2 separate regions of the Homo sapiens genome follow, and region 2 is linked to region 1. Evidence: chromatin loops called from intact Hi-C (ENCODE). Cell type or tissue: psoas muscle. All regions are shown on one strand. Each heading gives the region's core, and the rest is flanking DNA. Links, peaks and the distances in the headings are about the cores only. Region 1 overlaps COPA (coat protein complex I subunit alpha). Region 2 overlaps DCAF8 (DDB1 and CUL4 associated factor 8).

Region 1 (10,582 bases), core at 889-8,888:
TCTGCCCAATCTAGTGGCATCTCTCATTTCCTATTATCTATTAGAACTGTTTGATTAAAGGACACAGGGCCGGCCAGGAACTTAGAACTCCATGTTATTAAGAGAGCCTCTGGTACCTTGGACTGAGCAGGGCAATTCGAATGCAGTAGTAATAGACTTACTTTCCCTGAACAATCTCCTTTTCTCCACACAGAACCCAACCTCCAACTGAGTGAACACGGGGAATGCTCAGATAGAGGTAACTCTAGACGTCCCTTTCCTCCTTTGGAATTGTTCTATTCAGATGTCAGAATGTAGCAACTGTTTCACATACAAATCTGTTTTCGCACTTAGAGAGCACCTATTATTAAGGTCTTGTTCTGGGCACAGTGAGGACAGAGAGATAAATCAGGACCACCCCCTGCTGTAAGGTAGCTAAGTGGGGGTGAGCCGGAGGTATGATGAGATATACACACAGTATGATACAAGGTAAGAATTTTAAATGAAAAAAAATCCTGTGTTAAGTCACCTCATCACTTTCATTCTTAGCTTCCTAAACACACATTTGAGTACTGCATCAAGCACCAGATCAAGCACTTACTATGTCCTTCACAGATAGGGCACAGACTTGTAAAATCATATCTGCAAAACCTGTTTTCTTCCAACCACAAGTAGTGTGTTTTGGGATCAAAATATTATGAACTGTGAGTTAGAAAGCCTAAATTCCAGCCCCAATTCTGCCACTAATCACTTTTGAAGTCCTTTACAATTCTAAACTTCTGTAATCAAATCCTTTCCTGATAAACCTGTTTTCCAACACCTGCAACATAATTTATTCCAGACTTTCTCATTCAAACTGCTTACACGTGTATCTCCAATATGGCTATAGTTGTAACAAGCACGTCAAAAAAAGAAAACTTGTCTATCAACAGGCATCTCTATTGGTTTTATTTTTTGAGACAGAGTTTCACTGTTGCCCAGGCTGGAGTGCAGTGGTGCAATTTTGGCTCACTGCAGCCTCCACCTCCCGGGTTCAAGTGATTCTCCTGTCTCAGCCACCTGAGTAGCTGGGTCTGCAGGCTCGCGCCACCATGCCCAACTAATTTTTGTATTTTTAGTAGAGACAGTGTTTCACCATATTGGCCAGGCTGGTCTTTAACTCCTGACCTCAAGTGATATGCCCACCTTGGCCTCCCAAAGTACTGGGATTATAGATGTGAGCCACTACACTTGGTCAATTGGCTTTAAACTAATGTAATATAAGCATGTTAATTAAAAGATAATAGATGATAATTAAAATGGAGTCAAAAACAAGCATGATTCTTTCTTTGCATTATTTCTTAAACTTCTTTCTGCTTTTCTATTTTTACTCCTAATATTCCTAACATCTCATCTCAGTATTTACTGACCTACTGACTGCTCCTTCTGCCCTTCTAATGTATAGCGAATACTGTTGAATAACAGTATTTTATAACGCTTTCATATCACTCTGTTCCTTAAGGATTTAATGGTTCTCCACAGTTTATCGAACAAATTCTAATTCTTGCCTGGGAGTCACAATTATTTCACATCTTGTATTTTTAGTAGAGACAGGGTTTCACCATGTTAGCCAGGATGGTCTCGATCTCCTGACCTCGTGTTCCGCCTGCCTTGGCCTCCCAAAGTGCTGGGATTACAGGCGTGAGCCACCACGCCCGGCCTTTTTTTTTTTTTAAGACAAAGTCTTGCTCTTGTCCCCTAGGCTGGAGTGCAATGGTGTGATCTCAGTTCACTGCAACCTCCGCCTCCCGGGTTCAAGCAATTCTCCTGCCTCAGCCTCCTGAGTAGCTGGGATTACAGGTGCCTGCCACCCTACCCAGCTAATTTTTGTATTTTTCGTAGAAACAGGGTTTCACCGTGTTGGCCAGGCTGTTCTCGAACTCCTGACCTCAGGTGATCTGCCTGCCTTGGCCTCCCAAAGTGGTGGGATTACAGGCGTGAGCCACCACTCCCGGCTAATATGTACATTTTTTTTTTTTTTGAGACGAAGTCTCGCTCTTGTACCCCAGGGTGGAGTGCAATGGCACAATCTCATTAGTAGTATGTACTCTGTTGAGAAGGCAGCCTTAGTTTAGGGATGCTGTTTAAAAAAGCAACTCTTAAGATAAAGCTAAAAAATACAACGTATAGTATGAAGAGAAGTAAAAAACAAAGTGAAGCTCCCTAATATATTGATACGAGAAAATACCAAAAATGTTAAATGAAAAAACAAAGGTACAAAATTGTTAAATAGTGTGGTTTCATTTGTGTATAAAAGGAGATAGAGAATGGCATAGTGATATCAGCATGTGCATGTATATGTGTGTGTGTGTATATATATATATATATAAAATTTCTGGAAGGATGTAAGAAAGCTGGTAACAGTGGTTACCTGTTTAGGGGAAGGTGATAGGAACTGGGTGGCTGATGAAAGGGTGGAAAGATTTGTCACAGAATAGCTTTTTATATTTACTGATTTTTCAACTATATGCATTTATTATTTATTGAAAACATGAATTTAACACGCAAAAAAGTACTTATTTTAATCGAAGGCACAGTAATGTCACTCTACCCAATTATTCTTAGCATATGACAAGCAAAATATTGTATTGTTAATGTAATCATTGTATCATTGTAATATATATAAAGTACTATTCTTTTATCTGTATATTACATGTAAAATATCTAGAACAGTGACAGTCACATGGCAGGTGCTCAATAAATATTGCTATAATTAGCAAAAGATAAAAGGCTGCAATCAAAAACAGAATAAGGGAGCTACTTGCTTTCTATCATTTTCACAGCAGTTTAGGTCCTCATATATACCCTATGAAAAACATGTGCTTCTTTTTTTCTTTCTTTTTTTTTGAGATGGAGTCTCACTCTGTCGCCCAGGCTGGAGTGCGGTGGCGCGATCTCAGCTTACTGCAACCTCCGCCTCCCGGGTTCAAGCAATCCTCTGCCTCAGCCTCCAGAGTAGCTGGGATTACAGGCACCCACCACCATGCCCGGCTAGCTTTTTTTTTTTTTTTCCAATAGTGGATGTTTATTTTGTAATTAAAAATTATTACTGGAAGGAAGATATGTACTTTGGTGGGGTGCCTGCATGGGTGAACAAGAACATGAGAGTGTCCAAGAAATAAATGGCCAAGTCAAGAAGCTCTCATAGAGATTTATTTAGTGTGAGAAATATGAGAACAATAGTTGTAAAGAACAAATCAATAACCCGCAGTGTGCATTTTGGAAAACCAAATAACTTCTTCAAATTTCTGAGTACACAGAGGGTACCTGCCTTGAAATTTAAATGTCTAAGGAAAATGGGAGATGATTAAGAGTTGGTGTGGCCTAGTCACACCAAAATGTATTTATTACATCCTGCTCCTTTCTAGTTGACAGGAAAGAAAGCTGCTGTGGGGAAAGGAGGGATAAATACTGAAGGGATTTACTAAACAAATGTCCATCACAGAGTTTTCCTTTTTTTTTTTTTTGAGACAGAGTCTTGCTCTGTCACCCAGGCTGGAATGAAGTGGTATGATCTCAGTTGAATGCAACCTCCACCTCCTAGGTTCAAGCGATTCTCATGCCTCAGCCTCCTGAGCAGCTGGGACTATAGGCGCATGCTACCATGCCAGGCTAATTTTTATATTTTTATTAGAGACGGGGTGTTGCCATGTTGGCCAGGCAGGTCTCGAACTCCTGGCCTCAGATGATCTGCCCACCGTAGCCTCCCAAAGTGCTGGGATTACAGGTATGAGCCACTCCACCCAGCCCAGAGTTTTCATTTGTTCCTTAAAATAATTAAGCTGGAAAGGCAAGGACAATTATGAGCACAACTGTAGTCAAGTTGAGAAGACCTCAAAAAAGTCAAGTTTAGACCTTCGGATTTTCCATAGAAGAGAAAAAGATACTAGGTTTTAGGGTACAGAGAGCCAGATCTGAAGAGTAGCTGCAGGGGGAAGGTGCTGTTAGAAGGAGGATATAGACACATTCTCTGGGGGGAACATATGGTGACTGACCCATGCACACAAAGGGGGCCTTAGCGAAACTGCAGAGGACTGATCCTTAAACCAATCACATCTTTGCCAATCTCTGTCACCTGTGGAAAAACAAACAAAGGAACAAGTTAGAGATTTGTAAGATTGAGAACCCTAGAAAATGTATTCCCTATACCCCTCAATGGGCACAGTAGACAGGTATTGGGGTGTTCATCACTGACTGGCCAAGAGCAGTGGGGAGATGCTCTAGCTTTCTCCAGTGTCACTGCCTCAGGGAGCAGGGGACAAGCACAAGAAGAAAAAAAGGACCACCATGTTTCTTTCTTTTTCCCCTTCGCTCAATATCCTAGATATATTTATTGAGGACAGTACTTACTGTGGTGACCCTGCAGATTTGACCTTTGAACTCAGGGGAATAGCAGGCCCCACTGAGTGGACACTTTTCTACTGGCTTTCCACGGTAGATGGGCCGATATGATGCAGCACAAATGTCAAAGGGGTTGTGCATGTCATAATTGAGCTGGTAGGCATCTGTGGGATTCTTCTCACAGGCAGACAGGATTTTTCGGGTCTAGGGGAAGGAAGGAGTATTTAGGAGGACAGAAGGCTGCAGACAACACCTCAAAGGATCCCAACACCATGGTTTGGTAGTTCCGTTGATGTGAGACACAACTGTACTGCGTGAAAAGAGGTCCCAACCTCTGTACTGGATGTATGTGAAGGGTTAACAATCACCATTCCTATTGTATCAAACTTTCCCCTTCTCAATACAAAAGTGGCTCCATAATCTAGACCCACATTCCTCCACCAACTCTAGAGATTATCAGGGTCAGGTCCTAGAAAGGGTTAAAACAGACTTCCATCACCCAAAAAGAATGCATTTGGAGGACACAAGTAATGAGATGTGTATGTGAAGCTTTGTGGTGGTTGTGATGGGATATCTGGAGCTTAAGGACAGGACTGGGGTTACTTTCAGCTGCAGTGGAGCTATTCTAGGTTGCACGGCACTCTTAGACGAGTGCCATGTCTCAATAAACTATTAATTTTCCAGGAACAAAGGAAACACCAAGTCAGGAAGTAAACAGAGGGTAGCATTCTGTTGGCTTTTTGTTGAATGTTGTTATTTATTGCTTTGTTTCAGAGGCAAGGACCTTGGTCTGCTCCCTCCATGTAAGAGCTGATCTGGCTTCCCTATGGTCACTGAAGGAGTTCCATCTACCTGTTGGGCCACCTCAGGCTTGGGCCCGAGTTCTAGTAGGCGCCGAGCAAAGGTGGCAGCTGTCTTGAAGTTCTTGAGCTTGAAGAACAGATTGAGGGCTGTACGCAGCACCAGGATCATGTGCACAGGCTGCAGGTTTGAGTGGGTGAAATAGGCTGCCATCTGGTGGACAGAAAAAGGAACACATGCCAGGTTGATGCTACACCTGGTAGAAGTCATTTCTAAGCTGCTACACATGCATAAAAAACACAACACAAAATAGGATGATGGGCTATAAAGCTGAGAGGTCTTCTACCTCCTAGGTATGGAGGACTGGTGAGATGAGGAAGTAGGATGAAGAAATGTATCCTCCCCTCATAGAAATGAAGGGCCTAAATTTCTCTTCATCCCCACTCAGATCTGGGTTTGAAATTAAAGAATTCAAACCTAGTGAAGGGTGAAGGGAAGGACGTCTCTGTTGTGCTCAGGGTCCTATAGATCTTACCTCACAGATGCGCTTCTGCTGTTCTAGAGTCTCTTTGGGCAGCTTCTTCCTTTCTGTCTCCACGGACAAACCCACAATGTACTCACGGCAAATGGTGATGAGCTGCTGGGCCTGTAGAGGGGGCAGAAGGTCAGGATACAGAGACAAGAATGTGGAAGTGCCCAGAACTGGGACAGCGGCTAGACCCTCCTACCTCTGCAATCTCTTGTTTATTGTCCACAACAAGAAGTGGCACACTGAGAAGGATGGAACGGAATTTTTCCACAGCCTCCTCAAATTTGCCAACTGTGGTGAGCTGGTAGCACAGCTGCAACCGTTGGATGAGGTCATTAAGCTTCAGGCCCACAGCTGGTACACCATTCTTCAGCCCTGCATCCTTCCTGGAAAGGGAAAAGTAGGAAGAAGACAGGATAGTCAGTAGGCAACTAGGACCCAATTTCCTTTTCTGGCAAACATCCTCATAGCTACCCTCCTGTCTCCTGTTAAAGTAGCTGGGGAAGAGGATGACAGCAGGTGTAAACCAACCCCATAGAGTAACAAACCAAAGATCTTTTTCTACTGGGAAACCCTAGCTCTGAGAGAATTCTGACTATGTCACTGAGGCTACCATCTGAAATATCGACCACAACTTGGAACAGATGAAAGCAAAGAGAAAAGGGCCTTACCAGTTGCGATTAGGATAGCCATACATGGAGGGTAGGCAGGGCAGAGCCTGATAGGTTGTGCGGCCTCGGGCGTATGTCTGTAGGAACAGTTGCTTGTAGGGGCCAAACTGGATTACCCCTACTTGGTCATGAAGGAGCTGGAACAGAAGGAAAGAAACAAGGATTTTGGCCCTGCTGCATAAAAAGCTACTTTTCCTTGGGCAAGGTAATTAATTTCTCTGTTCACGTTTCCTCATCAGTAAAATACACTTAATTGTAAGACCTACCTCATTTAATGATACCTATTAAAGTATTTAGGATAGTGCCTGGCACACAGTGAACATTAAATAAACGTTAGCAGTTATTGCAGTGTTATCATTATTGTTGTTATTATAACAATACTGGCTTAGTGTTCAAAACAGACCTCTGCTTGGAAAGGGGTACTTATCTCACTGATATGAGCCAGAAAGCAAGCTATAAATGGGTGGAAGATGACTGAAGGATATGCCCTAAGAGATTACTAGGCCAAGTGGAAGGCAGATAACAGGAAGGCAAGTGTACTTAACAAAGATAAAGAGTTTTCATGAAAAATATACACCTTTCCCCTTATGGGTAGGATAATTTCCCTTGATTAAAATGAGTCAACCATCTCCCGGGGACCCTGGGCTAGGCACACTCAAGAGGAAAAGCCAAGGTTACTTACCCGCATGGCTGTTTCGAAAGAGCCTGCCAGGATGTGATCAACTGGAAGCTGAGAGTTATTACACCAGATCTAACAAGAAACAAAAAAACCCAAGCCAAGTGAAACTTTGTCCCTTCTCTATTCTCCTCTGTAACTATAGTAGAAAAGTAGCCAACACCTGTTATATACCAATCAAGTATTAGCCACTCATCCCTGCCGTGCTAGGTTTCTTCCCGCTTACCTGAGTTGGACTTGTTCCCTTGGTTGGGGGCACAAAGAAACCATCTTCAGCCCCACCAGCTGCCCCAGGGGATATATCCTAGGGGAAAAACAAAAATTGAGTATTGAGTAATTTTTTTTTTTTTTTTGAGACAGGGTCACACTCTGTCACCTAGACTGGAGTACAGAGGCATGATCTCGGCACACTGCAACCTCTGCCTCCCATGCTCAAGCAATCCTCCAACCTCAGCTTCCCGAGTAGCTGGGACTGCAGGCATGAGTCACCACACCTGGCTAATTTTTGTATTTTTTTGTAGAGATGGGGTTTTGCCATGTTGCCCAGGCTGGTCTCCAACTCCTGAGTTCAAGTGATCTGCCTGGCTCAGCCTCCCAAAGTGCTAGCATTACAGGCGTGAGCCACTGTGCCCAGCCAAATTGAGTAATTTTTTAAGCCATTCAAGCACTTTGTTCTGTTGAATCTAGAACACAACCATTTACATTGTTCCCTGCCCCCACTGAGGAAGAGGGGTGATAGTTGTGGGAGAAGGCTGCCAAAATAGGAGCCACCTCACCAGTGACAAAATGACATATCAAAAACTCCAATTCAGATGAAACAGCTTGCTACCTTCTCATAAGCTGCTGCTGGCAGAACGCTGATTACCTCATTCTTCTTTCTTTCAAATGGGAGTTAAGCATCAGATTAGAGATAAGTCCTACATCCTCTCCTCTTGGAGCATATCAGGATAGATGGAAGTGACAAGGCCACTAACTTTGACTCTCTCGTTCTTCCTGCTTCTTTTACTTTTTAAAATAGAGACAGGGTCTTGCTATGGTGCCCAGGCTGGTCTTGAACTCCTGGGCTCAAGCAATTGTCCTGCCTTAGCCTCCCAAAGTGCTGGGATTACAGGCATGAGTCACCGTGCCCAGCCATCTTCCTTCTTTCAAATGGGAGATAAGCATCAGACTAGGAGGGTCTAGTCCCCTTCCCAGAAGGGCTGACCTTAGGATAGTGGTAGGGGATAGGATAGGAGACCTGAGGATAGTGGTAGGGGACAATAAGGCCTCTGGCTTCCACAGGGAGATACGGAGAGAACCTTCTAAGGGTACAAATTCCACATACCAGCTCAGGAGGGAGCTCCAGATCTTCTTCTACATCCCAGCCACCTCCTTCTTCCTGTCCCTTGCCAAGAGCATCATCCCCCAAACCTTCTGTAGCCTCCACAAACCCATCTGTAAGGAAAATTCAAGCTCAAAACAGATTTGGGCAGTGGCATAATCTTAGCCAAAGGAAGTAAAATCAATCCTAGTTCGTTTCATGGCCTGGAAGTCTGCAGAGCTACCCACAACCCAGTCCCAATCCAAGGTGTCCATCACCCCAGAACAGTCTTAAAACAGCACTTTTACCTTCATCCAACTGCAGCTCTGCATCCTCTCCCCAGCCCTCTGTACCAACAGTGTCAATGTCAATGTCAGCAGCCAGTGCTCCTCCCTTCCCTACAGAGGGAAGGAACAGAACGGAACTGGTTATAGTCCAGCAAGTCTGAGATACGGCCTTTTCTGTAGGCAGGTTAAATCCTTTCAAAAACAGGTGCCAAGCTTCTGCCTACTTACTATTTATTTTTGTGTATTATTTATTTTTGTGGTATATATGTTATGCTAACTTGCAGTAGCTTTCACAGAGGGAGGGAATAGAAGACAGATGGAAGGAACTGGCCTTCCTGCTACCAAAAACTGGCTCTTAAATAATTTGTACTTACCAGCCTTTGGCTACCAACTCTTGAATTTCTTCCTGAGCGCTTTGCTAAGCTACCACCACTACAATGTGTACAGGGCATCAGGCATAGGGTAGATAGAGGAGGTGGAGAAAAGAGTGGGGTTTGGCACAAAATGCTCAAGAGTCTGTTTAGGCTCTTACTCACGGGAAATGAACTAGGAGACCCAGAAAACAGGAGGAGGTTAAGGGTGGAAGTGGTGGAGGGTGATAGCACACATCTGCCTATACCCACATACCGGAATTACAGGTAGTTGAATTAGTACCTTTAAGATTGTATGTCATGAATGATAAAATACTGAACAAAGAACATGACTACATATATAGTAAAACCTAAGAAAATACACCAAAATATTAACCGAAGTTATTGATGGTAGTAGAGGGATCCCTTTTTTTCTCCCTATTTTCCAAATTTTCTTTAATGACCTGAAAATGCTATCTTAAGTTTTTAAGACTGCACCATAAATGACTGGCATTTCAATATTCCATTAGGCTCCATGCAGAAAAAAAGGACAAGTTAAACTAAATGCTAATGGTATTCTCTAGGACAGTTCTTCACAAAACAAACAACAAAAGTGCTATGGGAGAAATAGGTACTTACCTTTGCTGGCAATGGTGCCTTCAAAAAATCCTTTGGATACAGTCAATAAAGGCCAATTGGTATCCAATGGCATGATAGGTGCAGGTGGCTGGAGCAGCTTGGCATTAGGGTCAATGTCTGGGATCTGAATAGTAGAAGAAAAGAGGCTAAAAACAAATAGCACTTGGAAGTCACGTAAGGAAAGTTATGGAGCCTCCTTTGATCTCATTTGTTTCTCTGCCTCTCCTGGTAACCAGGTGGGAGAGTGACATTCATAATTTTAAATTGTTCTAAGATCCTAGAGTTAATCCTGTAATAAGAGACAATTATGTAAATAAAGACTCACTGTCTCCTTCTCTGGGTCAAATGTCTCCTTTAGGCTCTCAGCTTCTTCATCTAAGCCATGGGTAGCAGCTGTGAGATAGGCCAGGGACTCTGTAGAGAAAACAGACTTTGTGGTATAGGTACATTTCCAAATGCATGCTGCTGTGGTAAGCAACCTCTGAAATGGCCCCCCAGTAATCCCTGACTCCTGGTATTCAAGTTGTTGCAAAATACCCACCTCTTAAGTGTGGGCTGGATTTATTAAATAGCTTCTAATGGATGGAACATGGCAGATGTGATGGGATGTTACTTCCTAGATCTGGTTACAAAGATTGTGGCTTCTATCTTGGGGTGCCCTCTTTTGCTCACTTGCTGTAAGGGAAACTAGCTACCACGTTACAAACTCCTATGGAGAGGTCAACACGAAAAGAAAGTGATGTTTCTTAGACAACAGGGAGCAAGGACATGGGGGCTGCCAATGGCCATTGAGTGAGTGCAGAAGTAGATTCTCTCCCCGGTGAGTCTTCAGATATCTGCAGTTCTGGCCAACACTTTGACTGTAGCCTCATGAGAGATCCTAAGCCGGAGGCACCTAGCTAAGCCATGCCACAAATTGTGAAATAATAAATGTTTGTGGTTTTAAACTACTAAATTTGGGGATAATTTG
Region 2 (10,582 bases), core at 1,677-9,676, 49 kb before region 1:
AAGAATGTGCTTTCTGTGGGTAAGATGAATGATATCCAAGTGAATAAAGAGCAAAAGATCATCAAATTATTAAAGGCCACATATAACAAGTAAACTGTTTGAGAAATGAAGGTAGACTGAATAGTATTTCACTACTGAGAAAGAGAGGAAGTAAGGAATTCCCCTTAACCTTAAACTACCTCTTAACCATAGGCACAAAGGTACTATTCGGATGAACCAGAGTTAGGCATTACCAAGACATATGGAATATGTTCAAGGCTAAGAGATACAGTTCTGTAATGATATTACTGCTACACTTACGACGCTGGGCGGTCTTGTCTCAGGTCAATGGTGAAAACAACTGCATCTTCACCTGCAGATAAGAACGTACAGGGAGAGTCTGGTTCCAGTGCCAACTGAAGAAGAAAAAGGAAAAACATGAGGTTTCTAAATATTAGAATTAGAGGTCATCTAGTTCATTCCTATAACTTTGGGAAGGGCTGCACTTAAAATGTTCCAAAAAGAGAAATGTCTACCTTTTTGTCATAAAATCCCAGGAAAGGACATAATCTAAGCCCACTTACTCTTGTTCTATGCGAATTATTTATAGTTTTGTTTATTCTATAACTAGTCAAAGGACAGTTGATTTGCTATTTCAACTAAGTCCTCAAGAGATATGAACAGATAGCAAAGAAAAACATCAGCCATTAGAGTTCATTTTCTTTTTTTTCCAGTCAGGGTCTCACTTTACCACCCAGGCTGAAGTGCAGTGGCATGATCATGGCTCACTAAAGCCTCAACCTTGTGGGCTTAAGTGATCCTCCCACCTCAGCTGCCCAAGTAGCTGGGACTAGAGGCACAAGGCACTATACCTGGCTAATTTTTTCGCTTTTTTTTTGTTTGTTTTCCACAGATGGGGTCTTGCTATATTGCCCAGGCTGGTCTTTAACTGCTGGCCTCAAGCAGTCCTCCCACCTCAGCCTCCCAAAGTATTGGGATTACAGGCATAAGCCACCACACCCAGCAACAGTTCATTCTCGAATAAAATCAATTCCATACCCTTAAGTGCAGAGAGAAATGGTGTCCAACTTCATTCCTTACATCTTAGTTCCTTACAACTGAAAATCAGTTAACTAGTGGGTTAGGAGTAGACTTAAGAATCAAAGAAATAGGTAATTTTCACATATCCTGGGCCGCCTTGGCTAGAAAAGGATACTCCAGGTCCACCTATATTTTTGCTTAGGGTTTCTAAGAGAGTACCAACCTCTTTTCATGGCACAAAAGACCAACACCATGCCTACCTTAAAACTGGCAGCTCTTAACTCCTTGTTAGCTGCCACCATGGATTATTTGGCCTATATTCCCAGCTTTAAATAGGGCTTCCAGAAACAGTGCTATTTGTGAACTGAGAGTTTGAGCAGGTAAGCTGAAGCTCTCACACAAGAGGAATAAACCACTAGCACCTTGAAACTGTCAAAATACCCTAAAAAATCACAATAAATGTAAAAGGTTTAGAGGGCACAGGAGACCTCAAAGATCTCCAAACCAACTAGGGCTTAGCTTAGGGGCCAAATACTATGAATGCATGATCTAGGGACTTTTCAGATACTTGCCTTCCTAGGAGTTTAGGGTGGCTGCTTTTGCTCCTTTCTTAACCACAAATCTTAGGACTGAAAGAGGTGAGGCACATGACCACAACAAATGTGACACAATGGGCAGAGATAAGGGAGAACCTTGGCTGAGAACCACAGAGGATTTGGATTGCACAAATTTTGGAGCAAGGTCTTACTTACCTTGTGGGACGCTCCCTTGTGCTGGGCCACACGTTTTGTATTCTTGCAACACTGTGTGGCAGACAGTTCTGCTACTCGAACCTGCCCGTCACGGGCACACATGGCCAGAGTAGAATCACCACTGTTAGGAAGAAACTTGGCCTGGGGTGTTAAAAATGAAAAAAAGGACACACAAAAGAAATGAGAGAGGTAAACTTGAGAATAAAAAATACGATGATGACCTCAACTTACCCCCTTTTCTTACATGACAGCTGGAAACTTAGCTTTCCTACTCTTGTACAGCTGGCTAAGCCCAATTTCTTCCAGGAGTTAAAGGAAAGGGAGAGAAAAAACTTCCTTTGATGTAAGAGAGCATTTCAGTTGGCTCTGGAAGATTGAACTGGCACATGATAAGAGCTCAGATGAACTAGGACTGTATCTAGCAGAGGAGAAAAGGAATAGAGGAGGAAAAATCTACTTTGATTAAGAAAGTAAATATAAATTTGCTACAAAGAAAAAGGAAAATAGGGGGAATGTCAGGGAAGAAAAGAGAACACCCTTAGGATAAATGGCTGGTACCAGTACAGTAGATGGGGCCAAGGAGTAAAATCTTTCCAGAATAACAACAGTATAAGCTAACATTTATCAAATGTTTATTAAGTACCAGTCACAGTTCTAACTGCTTAGCTTCTATTGTTACTTAATCCTCATAACCCTATGTGTTATTAGTCCCATTTTACAGATAAACTGAAGACAAAGGTAAAATAACTTGGCCAAGATCACTGAGCTAGTAAGCAGAAGGGCTAGGATTTGAACTCAGGCAGTTTGGTTCAAGAGCCTGTGCTTATACTACACTGCCTCCTACCAGCACACATTTAATAAGCTGCATGCACCCTACCTATGAGGCTTCCAACAGTCCACATGCTCAAGGAATCTAGGGTTGCCAAGAGTCTTTCAGTGTATTTAGGTCATTAGGGGAGCCAAAGTAGGGCCATGTCCCGATATGTAATTCCTACAATAACTCACTATCAGCTCCCAATCCATGCTGCAGTTCAGATTTCTCTAACTCATGCCTGATTCTCTCAGTTGCTATTATGCTCCCTTGCCTCACCTGGAACACATTACTTTTGTGGCCACTCTCAAAGTCCAGTACTGGCTGCCGCCGTACCCAATCCCACACCACCACCTTCAGGTCATCGCTGCCACTGGCCAGCCAGGTGCCGCGCTGGTTAAAGTGCAGGGTATTGACACAACCAGTATGGCCCTCAAGCCCATGCTGCAGGCGGAAACGCTGCACAAAGACTCTTGCCCCACAGGCCTCATAGACAAAGCGGGCACTTGAACCCAGCTCCCGCTCCCGAAGGGCAGGGAGGGCTTGCCAGCGAGGTCGGGGTAGAGCTGATGTTTCTGAGGACACCCAGTCCTCTAGGGCCCGCTCATCATCTGATGAGTCCTGGTCACGGTTAGCCCGCTTGCGCTGTACACGGCGCCGAGGCTGCTCTTCTTCCTCCTCTTCTTCCTCCTCTTCCTCTTCCTCTGAGCGGTCATGGACTCGATTTTCATCATTAATGGAGTAATGACCAGTGTCCTCCATGCTGTCAGAGTCCTTATCTTCACCTGAGCTCTCTGTGTCTGTGCCTCGACTTTCTGTGCTGGTGCGGTTGGGGCCACCATCATCCCCAGTCAAGCTCAAACTCAGGTCTGAGGCCTCCACTTCAATGCCTGAGGATGTCTCCCTCCCCTCTTCAGCTCCAGACATCTCCTCTGGACTGCTAGACAGGCTTCCTGCATGTTAGTGAGGAAGGAGTAGAGGAGAGGGAAAAATAAGAAAACAGGATAGTGACCACCTTAGTCTAAGAAATCTTCACATCAAAAGACCAAAAAATGAACTTTGGTCCAAGTGTTTTCATTACAAATAATTACAGAGAGTACCCTCTGAGGGGAAATCTTGTAAAGGACAAGAAATTGAAAAGATTAAGATCAAATCCACACACATAAAATACTTCAACAAAAGCAAAGAATCTCAGGACAATCTAAGATTATATTAAGTTCTCAAGAGGCAAAACATTGGCATATTGTATAAAAGTGTGCCTGATACATCTACCATTGGCTCTGTTGTATTGGATGGGCATTTATTAAGTTATAGCAAATAATTAAACAGAATATAAAAAGAAGAGCCAACTCCAGCAAGAGCTAGCATAGCCATCTTCTTAGCGAAAGACGGAAACCAGCTGATAAAAATCACTCTTGACTTATGGATGTGGTGTTGCACCATTTCCTACTTTAAGAAAGTATCAGGCCAGGCACGGTGGCTCACGCCTGTAATCCCAGCACTTTGGGAGGCCGAGGCACGTGGATCACGAGGTTAGGAGATCGAGACCATCCTGGCTAACATGGTGAAACCCCGTCTCTACTAAAAATACAAAAAATTAGCCGGGCGCCTGTAGTCCCAGCTACTCAGGAGGATGAGGCAGTAGAATGGCATGAACCCAGGAGGCAGAGCTTGCAGTGAGCCAAAGTCGCACCACTGCACTCTAGCCTGGGCGACAAAGCGAGACTCCATCTCAAAAAAAAGAAAGTACCACTACACCTTCTGTCACCTAAATCCTAAGCTTCTTCCCCACCTAAGTTTCTAAAATTCACTAAGAAAGCAAGCTGAAGGGGTAAGTGGGAATTGTGATCATTTGAGTGGGTTCTTGCTCACCTTTTGCTAGTAAATATATTTTGACTTACTTCCATTAGTTTGAATTTTTTAATATAATTCTTAGTCACACATTTTTAGTCTCTCTATTGAGACAGTTTTATTAGGAAGCATATATAAAATTGATAAAAAGCTGGGCTACTATAGTGGTGCCTAAGACGAAAGTTCAGTATATTCTAGGTCTGCTATGCTGATAGTTAAATAACTAGGTCACTTTTATCGATCTTATCTCCTATAACTACATACTGCATTCTCTTAACTCACAACAGTCAAGTCAATTCCAATGAGAACTTGAGGAATGTTCTAAAGCCAATACAACCACAACTTCCAACCTAAGTCAAGGTGTGAAGAAAAAAGGGGAGAATAAAGATTTTAAATGCTGCTCATGGGCCTCCTTTCCTCAGATGGCTATAAATTTTATCCGCCAGAAGTAAAAGCTGTCAGGAAAGGCAGACCATCCAGTATGAGCTATTCAACTCCAATACCACACTGATGTTTAAGGATTCAAAGGTGGAGCACCTTATTGCCTAGTCATGTGGATTAGAGCAGTAATTTGTGAAGAGCTCTGAAGCAATGTACTCTTAAGCAAAACCCAATACTGAAAAAAGATCAACAATACAAGTGCTTTGATTCAAGCAGTAACAGAAGCCCAGAAGACATAAACAGTTCTTGCAGGCTGGGCGCGGTGGCTAACACCTGTAATCCCAGCGCTTTGGGAGGCCAAGGCGGGTGGATCACCTAAGGTCAGGAGTTCAAGACCAGCCCGGCTAACATGGTGAAACCCCCATTTCTACTAGAAATACAAAAAATTAGCCGGGCGTGGTGGCATGTGCCTGTAATCCCAGCTACTTGGGAGGCTGAGGCAGAAGAATCGCTTGAACCTGGGAGGTGGAGGCTGCAGTGAGCCGAGATTGTGCCACCGTACTCCAGCTTGGTAACAAGAGCAAAACTCTGTCTCAAAAAAAAAAAAAAAAGCCTCAACTAAGAGCACAGTATAAAACAACTGGGCTAGGGGCTGGAAGAAAAAGTTATGAAGTACAGAAATTTGAACCCAAGGACCACATTTGCTGAGCCTGTTATATATGCTACGAAAGTTTAGCAGTTACAGTTTTTTGAAATGCAGCTGGGCTTGAGCTTGGGAGTGGTGAGCAGGGACTGAAACACCAACCTAACAGGTCTGTAGAAAAGAAAAAATAAAACACCAAAACATCTAGTGTTTATTGTTAAAATTATGAGTAACAAATATAGACAATTTTGGAGGCCTTACCACATTAACATAAGGGCCAGAGGGTATCACAAGCTCATCAAGAAGTCCCCAACAGTAAATCACCAAGATCTAGAGTAGGGGTTTGCAAATTTTTTCTGTAAAGGGCCAGATAGTAAAAACCTTAGGCTTTGCAGACCATACGGAGCTCCACCACAACTACTCAACTCCAGTATGTAGAACAAAAGCAACTCATAGACACTACATAAACGAACAGGCATGACTGTATTCCAATAAAACTTTACAAAAACAAGTGGCAGGCTGGATTTGGCCTGCAATTTATAGTTTGCCAATCCTTGACCTAGCTAATGGTCAAGCTCCAAATCAATAGTATACTTTAACTCCTCTAGAACCCTGTGCCTTTCAACTAAACCCAGTGAAAAATATGAACCACTTTCCTTTACAAAAGATGAATGAATGGCAGTGATAAGAACATATGGAGCAATAAAAAAGCATGTTGAAAATCTCACTTATCCTTCCTCCAATCACATCAACTAGAATTTAGCCTGTTATCCTGACCTTCAAGGTGCTAAGGAATGCTGGACTCTGTGCTGCCCAACTATATCCATTTAAAGGCGGCTTCTCTAATTTAAAAGTTGGCTCAGAGGTGAAGAGCTGGTTAAATAACCCAGGTGGTAGTTATACTCTATTAGAATTTTTATATTCTGCCTTCAAATCTGCCCTAAAGCCAGTGATTTGACACTTGGCAGCACTGGTCCTGAAAAGAAGGAGGAGGGAAAGGAAGGAAGGAAGGAAATAAATGGAAAGAAGGGAGGGGAAGTAAGGAAAGGAAATAAGGAGGGGAAAGATGTCCCACTCCTAGTTGGGTTGTAACTTCATCCCTTATGTAATCACCTTTTTTTTTTTTTTTTTTAAAAAGACGGGGTCTCGCTATGTTGCCCAGGCTGGTCTCAAGCTCCTGGGCTCAAGCGATCTGCCTGTCTCAGCCTCCCAAAGTGCTGAGATTATAGGCATGAGCCACCATGCCCAGCCATGTAATCTCTCTATCAAACTACTACTTACTGTGGAAAGGGACCTCTCAATATAACTGGGAAGCTCATCTTCCCTAAAATTCCCTTGTTCCTACTAGCCATTAGATTTTATTTTTCTCCTTTACTAACAGCATTTCCTAGGTTCTGCCCATCCTTATAGCTTTATAGAACTCCAAACCACTTGACCTCTTAGAAGTACAGCTCTGTTATTGATATTTTGAAAATGATCAGATAAAATCAGAAGAAGCAAAAGCATAATATAGTCCAAGGTGTTTCCTGTGTAGTTTCCTAAACTCAGAACAACACAGGAAAGTTTCCCTCTCTCCACTAAAATCCAGGCCTCCACTCTATCTTGCAGGGAGGAGGACAACCTCAGTTGATAGTAAAAATAGCTTCACCTTCATTTTGGCCCCTTACCATTAGCTAAGTCTGTTCTGCCATCTGTGCTGCTCCCTTTGCTGGACATCTTGAATGATGTTTGCTGTAGCCAGCCTGGGTTTGGGAGAGGAAGAAACCAAAACAATTAGGAAACCACCTGGGAAAGAAGACAATAGGGACAAGGAGATTTAACAATGTACAGGTTTTATCATTTTTATAAAAATGATTTGTGTATGCATGCTTAACAGGTCTTCTCAGCTTGTGAAATTTTTTCTTCCTTATGTTTTCTTCCCTATGTTTAAAATCCATATAATGATATATTTTTGGGGAGGTCAAGTGCCATCTCTTTACTTCACTCACTGAGTAACTGGCAGTGATTTTTCAGATGCGAAAGTGGGAACTAAAATAAAACCTGGAACAGGAGGCACATATCAAATGACAGGTACTGCAAGCCAAGAGTCTCAACTCAATACATAAAGCTAACTTCAGCATTGCCCCCTAGGCAAGAATCTTCCAATGTAAATAAGTGACATATGTATCCTCAAACTCTGTACAACACTTGTTTTCACAACATAAAGAGGTGGGTCAGATTCTGAGTATCATTTTACACACAAATCAACAGAAATCAACCTCTTGGGGGAAGAGATTGAGCTTTCTGTTCACTCAGATGACTAACTTCAAACCTATTATTATTATTCTTTCTTTTTTTTTTTTTGAGACAGAGTCTCATTCTGTCGCCCAGGCTGGAATGCAGTGGCGCTATCTAGGCTCACTGCAAGCTCTGCCTCCCGGGTTCACACCATTCTCCTGCCTCAGCCTCCCAAGTAGCTGGGACTACAGGCGCCTGCCACCATGCCCACCTTTCTGTATTTTTAGTAGAGATGGGGTTTCACTGTGTTAGCCAGGATGGTCTCGATCTCCCGAGTGATCCGCCCGCCTCGGCCTCCCAAAGTGCTGGGATTACAGGCATGAGCCACCACGCCCAGCCCAACTAACTTCAAACTTATTAAAGGCACAGATACTAAGGATTATAGAGCTGAAACTAGAAATCAGGAGCACCCTATCCCTAGGAAAGAAGCTTAAGTTGTTTTGTTTCCCTTAGGACTAACAGTCAGAGTCTCTAAGCACAAAGACAAAGGTGGGGAAGAAAAAGGCAACATTTCCATTAAACCATCTCATCCCATTTCATATAATGGCAAACACTGTTTCACCTAACAGCACCAGCTTTCACCAGACTCATCTTTCCTTAACAAGGAATCAGGGTATCTAACTCACTTCCTTTTATGCCACTATAAAACATTCATATTTTTTTCAGAGCCTCACTGCCACCTCCAGTAAATTCCAAAGAGCAAAGAATAATATTATTCAGACCAGAATTTTATTAAGCCCTTTCAGTGACTTGGACAAAAGGCACTAGTAAAAGACAAAGTATAATTATGACCCCAGTCCTTGTACCCAGGCACACTGGCCTCTAATCTTTCAACAGCCCTTTCATTCCCATGACAATTATTCCAGAAGCAGCCTCATCCTTATCTTTTCCTCCGCTACCCTCTATAGAAATCTAAGCTGCTTCATTAAAAGTATCCTCTGTCAAAAGACAGTAGCCCAAAGATTGTTCATAATAGGCCAAGGTGGGAATAGAAATACTGCAAGACTGGGGCTGAAGCTGACTGAACTTCAGGAAGGGACACCTGGAAGGGTGATGATGAAAGACAATGGCAACAAAAAACAGATATGTGAAGCAACATGAAGAAAAATAGTGAGAAGCTGTTTGCAATGCATTTTGTTTTCCTCATTTTTGAGGTAGACAGTTTTGTATAGCATTCCTCACACAGCACTTGTTTTTCCCTCTCAACAGTCCTTGTTTATATTCTTTAGAATAGGAGCCTATCTTCTCCATCTAGAGTTTAAAATTATATTAATTCCTATCAAGTGGGGAAAATGTACTACTTTGTTAAGATTAATCCCAGCACTTTGGGAGGCCGAGGAGGGCAGATCACCTGAGGTCAGGAGTTCGAGACCAGCCTGAGCAACATGGAGAAACCCTGTCTCTACTAAAAATACAAAATTAGCTGGGCATGGTGGCACATGCCTGTAATCCCAGCTACTAGGGAGGGTGAGGCAGGGGAATTGCTTGAACCTGGGAGGCGGAGGTTGTGGTGAGCCGAGATCGTGCCATTGCACCCCATCCAGCCTGGGCAACAAGAGCAAACTCCGTCTCAAAAAAAAAAATTAAAAAAAACTTATAAACTAAGGTAATAAGCAGACCAGTGTAACATGAAGAACAGATCTGATGTTTTCCCACCTCCATAATCAAAACTCTTTACCATACGTTTCACCCCACTATTATCCACTCCCAGAGAATTCAAAAGCAGCTGCAGAGAACCTCTCTCAAAACCAAGCATCAACTCCTACAGGAGCCCAGACTGCCTGAACTTTTGACTCATAATTGCTCTAGAAAATACATGTGCACAGATGATAAAAGTAAGTAGAATTAAATGTCAAAATTTCTGCAGAAGGATACTCTAGAGCAGTGGTCTCCAAACTTTGATTATGAACCTATATGAGTGAAAACTTTGAGCAGGAACCTGATGCTCACAGGTGTGGCATGCACCTGTAATCACAGCTACTCAGAAGGCTGAGAAAGGACTGCTTGAGCTCAGGAATTCAAGACCAGCCTGGGCAGAACTGTGAGACCCTTGTCTCTATAAATCAGTCAAGGAGGCAGAGATGCTGTGCCCTAGGTGTCAAGTATAGGAGCCACTGAAAAATCTTTTCCAGCCAGGCACGGCAGCTCACGCCTATAATCCCAGCACATTGGGAGGCCGAGGCAGGAGTTGGAGACCAGCCTGGGCAACATAAGAAGACCCCCGTCACTACAGAAAAGAAAAAAATCAGTCAGGCATATGCCTGTAGTCCCAGCTACTTGGGGTAGGGCTGAGATGGAAGGATCACATGAGCCATAGAAGTTGAGGCTGCAGTGACCTGTGATTATACCACTTCTCTCCAGGCAGGACGACAGAGCAAGACACAGTCTCCAAAAAAATAAAAAATAAAAAATCTTTTCCATTACCAAAGAATACAGTCTTAACTTTATAAACTGAGGTCTGCAGAGAACATATTTGATTCAAATCCAAACTATCTTCTTCACTTTTCACTGTATTTCCAACAAATCCACTATTTTTACTTTGATCAACTTTCATGTAAAATCTAGTCCAAAGCTAATCTTGCTGAGGTTGGAAAAGCTGATGAGCTCACTGTCCCAGGTAGTTGGAGGAGTTTAATTAGATTAGCTCCACTGTTCCTACTCTAAAAATAACCATAACTCCTGCCAAACTGAAGGTTAAAGAGTAACCCACTGGAGGGTGAGGAAAAAAGACCCAGGTGCCATTTTAATTTCACTAAGAAATTCCAGTGACCTAGATTTTTCTTGTCTTAATAAGAATAAAGCCTTAAATTTTTAACCAATTACATGACAAAATATTAACTAAAAACC

Evidence for each region. Hi-C counts contacts between places; a loop is a spot of excess contacts. Peaks named below come from ENCODE experiments on the same cell type or tissue, not always from the same donor. Only the 100,000 strongest peaks of a DNase experiment are listed, where the experiment ranks them.
Region 2: a loop joins it to region 1, with 6 times the contacts of the local background. A loop is called at or near these places in 10 of 110 quality-filtered maps.

The regions. Positions count from the first base shown.
Region 1 is chr1:160,286,124-160,296,705 of GRCh38, forward strand. It overlaps COPA (coat protein complex I subunit alpha), which reads right to left. Exons shown (of 33, transcript NM_004371.4): 22 at 9,938-10,026; 23 at 9,613-9,736; 24 at 8,645-8,734; 25 at 8,361-8,470; 26 at 7,263-7,340; 27 at 7,043-7,111; 28 at 6,361-6,497; 29 at 5,889-6,075; 30 at 5,696-5,806; 31 at 5,212-5,373; 32 at 4,369-4,563; 33 at 2,471-4,093. The coding sequence ends at 4,034. It overlaps LOC107985219 (a long non-coding RNA gene), which reads left to right. Exons shown (of 3, transcript XR_001738265.2): 2 at 194-238; 3 at 5,134-6,703. Among named protein-coding and RNA genes, the nearest start is that of PEX19, 6.3 kb to the left of the region's middle. In psoas muscle, for the core only: a CTCF peak has its summit at 5,379 (motif pointing left); a DNase peak (open chromatin) is centred at 5,368; H3K27ac peaks cover 295 bases.
Region 2 is chr1:160,236,835-160,247,416 of GRCh38, forward strand. DCAF8 (DDB1 and CUL4 associated factor 8) reads right to left here. Exons shown (of 14, transcript NM_015726.4): 3 at 7,126-7,200; 4 at 2,863-3,536; 5 at 1,773-1,913; 6 at 301-395. The coding sequence starts at 7,174. Among named protein-coding and RNA genes, the nearest start is that of DCAF8-DT, 20 kb to the right of the region's middle. In psoas muscle, for the core only: no CTCF peak of the experiment used is centred there; no DNase peak of the experiment used is centred there; H3K4me3 peaks cover 1,517 bases; H3K27ac peaks cover 5,941 bases.